Linked DNA regions of Homo sapiens: region 2 is linked to region 1. A link is a loop called in an ENCODE intact Hi-C map of the cell type or tissue named here. Cell type or tissue: Calu3. All regions are shown on one strand. Each heading gives the region's core, and the rest is flanking DNA. Links, peaks and the distances in the headings are about the cores only.

What was found. Hi-C counts contacts between places; a loop is a spot of excess contacts. Peaks named below come from ENCODE experiments on the same cell type or tissue, not always from the same donor. Only the 100,000 strongest peaks of a DNase experiment are listed, where the experiment ranks them.
Region 2: it touches region 1 in a loop (4-fold over the local background); 4 of 110 quality-filtered maps call a loop at or near these places.

The regions. Positions count from the first base shown.
Region 1 is chr12:98,415,895-98,421,543 of GRCh38, forward strand. It overlaps the pseudogene RNU4-41P. Among named protein-coding and RNA genes, the nearest start is that of TRD-GTC1-1, 85 kb to the right of the region's middle. In Calu3, for the core only: no CTCF peak of the experiment used is centred there; a DNase peak (open chromatin) is centred at 2,997.
Region 2 is chr12:98,742,413-98,744,912 of GRCh38, forward strand. ANKS1B (ankyrin repeat and sterile alpha motif domain containing 1B) reads right to left here. Exons shown (of 27, transcript NM_001352186.2): 27 at 1,562-2,500. Among named protein-coding and RNA genes, the nearest start is that of APAF1, 98 kb to the left of the region's middle. In Calu3, for the core only: a CTCF peak has its summit at 1,128 (motif pointing left); a DNase peak (open chromatin) is centred at 1,139.

The DNA.
Region 1 (5,649 bases), core at 1,838-4,337:
TCCAGTGTTCAAAACTATGCCTGAACCAGAGTAGGAGGACTTAGTCTTATCATTAGCCCAGGACCTTCTGTGACTCATTTGAAGACACGTTGGCCATTGATTCATCCCCCAAACACTGAATGTTTGGTGGGTGTCAGCAGGGTTCTAGAGTCATCCTGACTCTGCCACTTACTCTGAGCAATTTCTGTAGTTTTATACAGATGCCTCTTCTGCATCCATGATACGAGAAGAATAATTGCACCTACTTTGCAAAGTGCAGATGAGCATTAAATGGGTCAGTCCATGGAGAGAGCCTAGTACAGTGCCTGGCAAGTGAGAACCCTCAAAAAATGCTAGTTATTTTTAGCATGAGATTCTGCTTTAAAGAAGCATCTGGTCTAGCTAGCCCAGAAACAGAAAATTATAACACCACAAGCTAGGGGTGGCCACTCTTCACACACTGCCCTTGTGTAAGCCCCATCAATGCCCTCAAGTCAAAGATCCTCCAGGAACGCATCTGATGTGAAACAGAATTGGGTTTGCTCTTCATGGTGAGATCCGCTCACACCATGAGTATCCATGAAGTGTCTCAGAAAGAGGGTGTTAGAAAGGGATTGTTATGGGAGTGTTGGCTGATTTCAGCTGAATCAGTACGTTAGCTGATTTCAGGGAGCACTCAAGGAACTGGGGGATCTGTGCGGGATGGAAGCTGTCAGATATAACATACGGAAATTTAATGATTATCTTCATTTTTCTTTAGTGGGTAGGAGGATAGAAGTAGAGCTAGAGTTGGCCAGGCGCGGTGGCTCACACCTGCAATCCCATGTAATCCCAGCACTTTGGGAGGCCGAGGCAGGTGGATCACAAGGTCAGAAGTTCGAGACCAGCCTGGCCGACATGATGAAACCTTGTCTCTACTAAAAAAATAAATAAAAATAAAAATACAAAAACTAGCCAGGCATGGTGGCATGCACCTGTATTCCAAGCTACTTGGGAGGCTAGGCAGGAGACTCGCTTGAACCCAGGAGGCGGAGGTTGCAGTGAGCTGAGATCGTGCCACTGCACTCCATCTCAAAAAAAAAAAAAAAAAAAAAAGAGGTAGGGATAGAGTTATGATCGAAGAAGAAGCAGTAGTCACTCCCATTAGCCAGGAGAGGGGGGTATTTGGTCATTTTTGCAGTTATACAGTGTCTGTTTTTATCTCTGTTCAGGCATAATTACAGAGTTGTCTTGTTTTTGTCTTGTTCCATCACATCCTTGAAAGTTCTCATCTGATATCAACATTCTGCCTGTGTTCACCAAGGCAACAGCATGACCCAACTGGTAGCAAATAAGCCAGCAATTAGCTATCAGCTGTAGGGTGACCAACCATCCCAGATTGTCGGGGACTGAGAGGCTTCCCAGGATACAGGACTTTTCACTCTAAAATGGGGAAAGTCCCAGGCCAACAGGACTGAAGTCAGTCACCAAGCTGCCAGGGCTTTCTTTTTCTCTCTCAGCCTTCACCTTTTTAATAACATGTCCTATGAATTACCCAATTTATACTTTTCTTTATTGACTCATTTGTCTGCATATGAGGATGTGCTTTAGAGGCAGACAAGTCCCATCTCTATCACTTACTAGCCATGTGACCTTGAGCAAGTTGCTCAATGTCTCTGAGTCTTGGTTTCCTCCTCCCTAAAATGAGGCTGGTGCATACTCTATGCAAAGCCTTACTTGAGATAATGGCATCCTCAGCAATGCCTTGGACGTCGTAGATGCTCCATTAATGTTACTCCTGTCCTCCCCAAATCCCATCTCTACCCCATTCCTTATCAGCTTTGCACCATTTCGTGCAAAGGCCTTGAATCTACAGTGACATCTCTGAACCTTATTTTTATAGCTCTTAGCACAGCTCCAGGTGCCTAAAAACACTTTAAAAATTAATTTAAAGGATGTTATCTCTGCTCCTTTTTCTGTTCTTCAGTTCCTCCCCTTATTTCCTTATTGCCTTCGTTTTTTGTTGTTGTTTTTTTTTCAGTTCAGTTTCAATACAGACTGCAAAAATTGCCCATGCCGACTATATTTTAAATCATCATGGCAGGGTATTGGGAAACATTTTCAACTAGCCATAATCGGGCCTCGGATAAACCTCATGGGCTACCATACTGCCACTGTGCAAAGCTACCATTATTTCTTATACTTTTCTATCCCCTTTTCCTGCAGGAAATTCAGACCTGTAAGTAACAACGATTGTAATAAACTACATTTCTAGACCCCTTTGTAGCTTATAAAATGCTTTTGACAAAAGAAAAAAAAGAACCTGAGAGGCAAGTACTATTACTCTCCTGTTTACAGATTAGCAAACTGAGGCTTAGAGAAGCCATGTGCCTGATTCAAAATCAGAAGACTAGTAATGAATGAGAACCAATGCTTTGAGTCTCTGCTCTGCTCTAAAACAGCTTTCCTCAGATACTCAAACCCAGATGTCAATACATCCCCATGCTTCACACACCAAGGGTCATGGATCAGGCCTCTTGACCAGATGTTGCTATTGAGACAAGCAGCTGTCATTTGTAATATCCTGTGCTGTCCCCCAGGGTCCATGGCTCAGTTTCACTTTAAATCCAGCCACAGCTCTTGCCAGACCAATGAGAAACTCCCATTTGAGGTGGAACCACTGAAATCTGATTCAGAGCTCTCTGCTAGTTCTTCCTCTGACTGTCAATTCAGCTTAAGCCCTGGCAGCTGGACTTAGTCGGGGCTGGATAACTCTAACTTCCCTTGACTTGCCATCTCCTTCCCCATTGCCCAAAGAAGGAATGCCAAATGGACTCACACTTGTCGCCCTTTGGAATCCCTTACGTGTCATTGCCTAAGCAGAAATTACAAATAAGGCTTTGGTATTTAATTCAGACCAGTACCAAAATATTTCCCTGTCTAGAGTTCTTCCATGAAGAAAGCATTTATAGTATGCAGATGGTGGGGGCGTGGGCCTGCAGGCGGCCCAGGAATGCAAGTCAACAGCCTTGAGTCTTACTAGAAGAGGGGTGTGGACACCGGGCGCCTTTCCAGGGTAACCCAAGTAGGTGGAGTTTGTGGTAAGGCAGAAAAAGGCTAGGACTTGGGGCCAGCAGAGCCAGGTTTAAATGCTAGTTCCCATGTTGACAGGGTGAGTTGCACATGGTGAGTTGCTGCATGCTAAGCATTCAGTCTCTCCTAAGCTCTTCTTCGTAAAAAAAAGCAATGCCTGTCCTGCCCTTCTCTTTAGGGTGGTCTCGAGGTAATGGACATAAAAGCACTTTAGAAACTGGAAATCGCCAGACAAGTATAGGCTGTTAATATTACAGTGCAATGTCTAAAGTCTGTGATAAATTTTTCAGGCAGATTCACTATGCATTCCAATTCTCTTTGGTCTTTGTTTTTCTTCCAGTTCCCTTAATCTGTCTCCCTGCACAAGCTCAAAGTTGCCGAAGAATAGGTCTGCGTTTGTTTCATATTTCACACACTTCTTCAAGCAGTATTCCAACTCAAAAAGATAGTCTGAGGAAGCTTAAGTGATTGAAAGGAGAAGGAAAACACTTGGCTCAAAATATGATTTTTGGTTTTTGTTTCTCTAGTCTAGAGGAAAATTTTAGATTTTGATTTGGAGGAGAAAAAACAGAAAAGTTAGAGAAATTGAAGCCAGGCGTGGTGGCTGATGCATGTAATCCCAGCACTTTGGAGGTGTAAGGAACATGGCTGTGCTGCAGCCAAGCAGGCATAGGGCAGCAGGCATAGACCGAGGAAAACAGCCTAGAAGACTCAGCAGGATTGGGGCGCACGCACACACTCCCATGTCTCATATAATCATAGCCATGTAGACACAACATAGAGAAGCTCCCCACCTGGCTCTCAGCCACTATTGTCTGTGTAGGTATAAATGTAACACTGACCCTGTGAGGGGCTGCTGAATAAAGCCATGTCTCAACTACCTGCTGTCTCTCGAGTGTTCTTCCAGCTCCCTGCCCCACATCCACTCACTCCCCTCAGCCCTCAGCTGGGGCTGGAACCTGACCCTGAGCACGACAACTGGCGAAGTCGGCAGGATGAGGTGAGTGAGTCTTCAGCCTTTGAGAATCCCGGGTCTGCTATGTGGCCGCAGCATGGGCTGTGGTACCCAGTGGCAGAGGTGCTGCTTGGATGGGCCCCAGTGGAAATATGGGAGGCAGTAACGGGTCTCCTGCGAGTGTGGAGAAGGCACTGAAGCAGCTGGAAGCTCACAGCACCAAGAAGGAATGCACCTTCGCTGGCGGAGTCGGATGAGCATTTCTGACTGCACTAGGCAGAGTACATGCTCAGTCCCACAGGTAAGGGACCTCCCAGCGCAAGCCACGTGCCTGGGGGCCCAAGTGCACAGCTTAGACCAGGACCTGGGGGTGGGGGACCTGCAGGCACAAGCAGGGCGCTTGGAGGCCCAGATAAGCAGCCTGGAACAGGAGTTAGCAATGGCTGTTAGTGCGATCTTCAGCCAGTCGTCCCAGTCAGACACTTCTGTTGGATCTGATGCTAAGGAGGAGGGGCTCCTTCCCTGCGGGCTCGCCCTGTGATCCGTCAGAAGGTAGAACATGAGGAGCCGATGGGACCCCAGGGGAGAGCCCAGGACCCCCCACAACAGTGGTGGAACACACTTCTTATAGTGCTTATACCCCCACTGAGTTGCAGGAGTTGAGTAAACAGTGTTGGCAGCGCCCAGGGGAGCCCCTGCCAGCCTGGCTACTCCGTTTTTGGGATGAGGGGGCTGATAGCATTTCTTGCTCTGCCTCCGAGATGGAGAAGCTGGCCTCTATTACAACTCACTCCTCCCTTCGTCAGACACTGCAGCTGTGCCAATCATTGGCACACGGGCAAGGTGTGGACATTAATAGAGTGGCTGATGGCAGCCATATGGACTGTTTGGAATGATGCCAGAGAGATATCAAAAATTGTGAGTAAATGGCAATCATATTCTGATTTGGTGCAGGTACTCTGGGAGATGGGCAGGTGACAGGCTATGTTTTATCTGAATATCCAGGGGCCAGAACGTTTTACCTCCCACATGAGGGATCTTGTGCTGGGCTCAGCGCCCCCGAGTGCTTTTGGCTAGAGTGCTTTTAGCACCCCCATATATGGGGCACCGCATATATGAAGTGACTACTGGCTGAGGTAGTAGACACAACACAGAGAAGCTCCCCACCTGGCTCTCAGCTACTATTGTTTGTGTAGGGTATAAATGTAACGCTGACCCTGTGAGGGGCTGCTGAATTGGCTTGTAGGCGATTGGCCCATTTGGGGCTAAGCGATGTGGCAAGACCTCTGGGAAATAGGTCATCAGAAATAGGTAACTATTATGTGTCAGGTCATGTGCCTTTGGCCACCCCCTGTAATGTTGAGGCGGATGCCTTAGCCAAGGTCTGATGGTTAGAGTCGGCACCTACACAAGATGTAGCTTTGTGGCTACACAGGAAACTGGGACAGTTTCTGAACTGATGTACTGAACTGATGTAACAGGTCAGTAGGTACTGGGGTCTGTCTTTGCCTTCGCAGGACACTTTGGAGGCCTGCCGGAAGTGCCAGGCATGCGCCCAGGCATACCCCAGACGGAGACAGCTGCCCACTGTAACACAGCGAGTGACGGTAGGATGGATGCCCTTGACCAGATGGCAAATAGAT
Region 2 (2,500 bases), core at 1-2,500, 320 kb after region 1:
TAATAATAATTTGTAGCTATGCTTTTTGATGAGTTGCACACTGAGTGCAATATGTTGGCTGCAGAATGACCATCTTTGCAGAAGCAACTCTAAGGAAAGTGATGCCACGCTAAGCACAGAGTGAGTTCTCAATAAGTAGACCGACTTGAGCGGAAGACAGAAACAGTTAAGTGGAGTTGGCATTTCCCTGGTTGGCACCAAGGTCTCAGGGTTATTTCGACCACAAAATTAAGTTCCAGCTCCTAGCTACTAACAGAGTCACAATATGCAGCATGGTGATGGTCAAAAGGCCTGAGCAAGTTCAAAGCGCCGTCTCTGCCGGCTTTGGAACCGGTTTCTGTGGGAAGCAGGACTCTGTTGCTGGGGCAGGCAGATGCTTGTGTCCATTTGCCTAGAGGCAGTAAATGTGGGGCTGGCTGGCTGGCTGTTGGGGAGCTAGGACTGGAATATGGGGTGGGCCAGTGGGCCTTGCTGCATGTAGACTCTGTGCTGGCTGTGTTGGCTAGTTAGTTACCCAACTTTATTTCAAAAAATGTGTTTCGAACCTTCAGATCGACTAGCCTATCTAAAAAGAGAACTTAGAAAGTTATTTTTTTTAAAAAAAGTCTTCTTCCTACGGATTTCCTGAACATGGCCATTATATTCTAATTCTCTTGAGGCTAGATCACTTATCAAATTTTCATTTCTTTTCAGAAGTAATTAGGAGTGATGCTACCTTGAATCCAGGTGTGAATTTTTATTGATTTTTGAGGATTTGGCCACGTGTTCCTTTATCCAAGCCTGTCTTCTGCTCCATCTTATCCAAACAAACATTGAACCAGCAATATTCCCAAGTATTCCAACTTGAGAAAAATCTTGTGTGTCTTGAGAAAAATCATTTCCATGACTTATTAATGAACTAACTAGGGATAATTTTCATAGGGTTCGTTAACTCAGATTTATCATAGAATACAATTTAATAAGAAACAATTAAATGGAGTAATTGAATTCAAGTCCTTTTTTGAGTAATGATGTTAGCATTCAATGACCCCCCCTGCCCATGGTTATTGAAGTTATCAATGTATCAATTTTCCCCTTGAAGAAAATCAGCTGCAAATCTCTTCGTCAATGCATGGGCCGCCTCTCATCTGCCCCCTGCAGGCCTAGCCCTTCCTTTTCCCGTCCCTGCTCTGGTCTATGGGGCTGCTGTGTGTATAGAAAAAAATGAAAGGACTGATGACCATGTAGATAATGTTTTTCCAAACATACCATCGAGGCTGTGCTACAAAAGTGATCCAGTTTGGTGGTCCTTTCTCTTTTAGAGATGCCTGTTTTGACAATTCCTCCTTACAGTCTGCTTTAATATTTAAAAGAAGGCAGTGGGGGCTTTAGGTTAAAATTAAAGTTTCAGAGGCCTGTGTATCTTTCTCAGACTGGTTGAACTTGGAACTGTGCAACTTTTCTCAACAATTTTGCCAATTAAAAAAGTCCCTTTAGCTGTAGATGCTGAGAAGGCTGGGCCTTTGGTTCTGCTCCTAAATGGGAGTGGGGAAGGTGCTCACAGAACGATGCCAAGCACCACTGCTGTACAACTTCTGTTTTATTTTTGTGTGCTTTTTTTATAGGATATAAATAATGACAAAAATTACAAAATTTATAACTGGAAGCCCAAGCTTATTTACACATATGCTTCTGTTTCAGCAAAGCTCCTATTAACTTTGCTCCTATACAATTGCCTCCTGGTACCATATTTTAGTGTTATTTAACTCTCATTTTGCTACATACATATCAACAGTGAATAGGCAAAATATATACAAGGAACTGTTCAGTTCAAGTAATTTAATATTGTATTAAAATTCTTCAACACTGAACTAAAACCGTATACATTTGTTAGTTTGAAATAAAATGTAGTTATTCTTCAAAACTCACCAACTGATGAATGTAACTGATCATCTCAGTTAGGTTTAAAATAATGTCAGTTAATAAAAAAACATTAAGACAATTCCACAATTTATCAATATCGCTATAATGAACTTCAAAATGATTCACAATATGATTGTTAGAACAATATACATTAAAATGTTATTTTTTTCTATAATGATATTGGTACTGTTTATATAATTTGATTCTACATAAATATACATTATGGTATCATACAAATACTCCACAGAGACATTAAAAAATTAAAATACCTTAAAGAAATGTAAGTAAATTTTATTTAATCAAATAGTAAGCAAACTTTTTTTTTGTTTGTCTCAAGAAAAGTTTTATTACTTTGGAATTTCTTCTTTTTTTTTTTTGTATTTATTTTTTCTAGAAAAAGAAATTTTTGCAATAGAATTTTATTAACACCTTTCTCAAACAAGGTTTCCATGACAGAAATCTTGACAGCAGGAGCACTAGATTTTTTTTTTTTTAACATGTTCTTTAAAACACTGTGAAGATTAAAAAACAATCTTGGCAGGCTGATGGCTGCGTCAGCACTTCCGGGCCTCCTGCTCTAGGGAGCATCACCAGTATT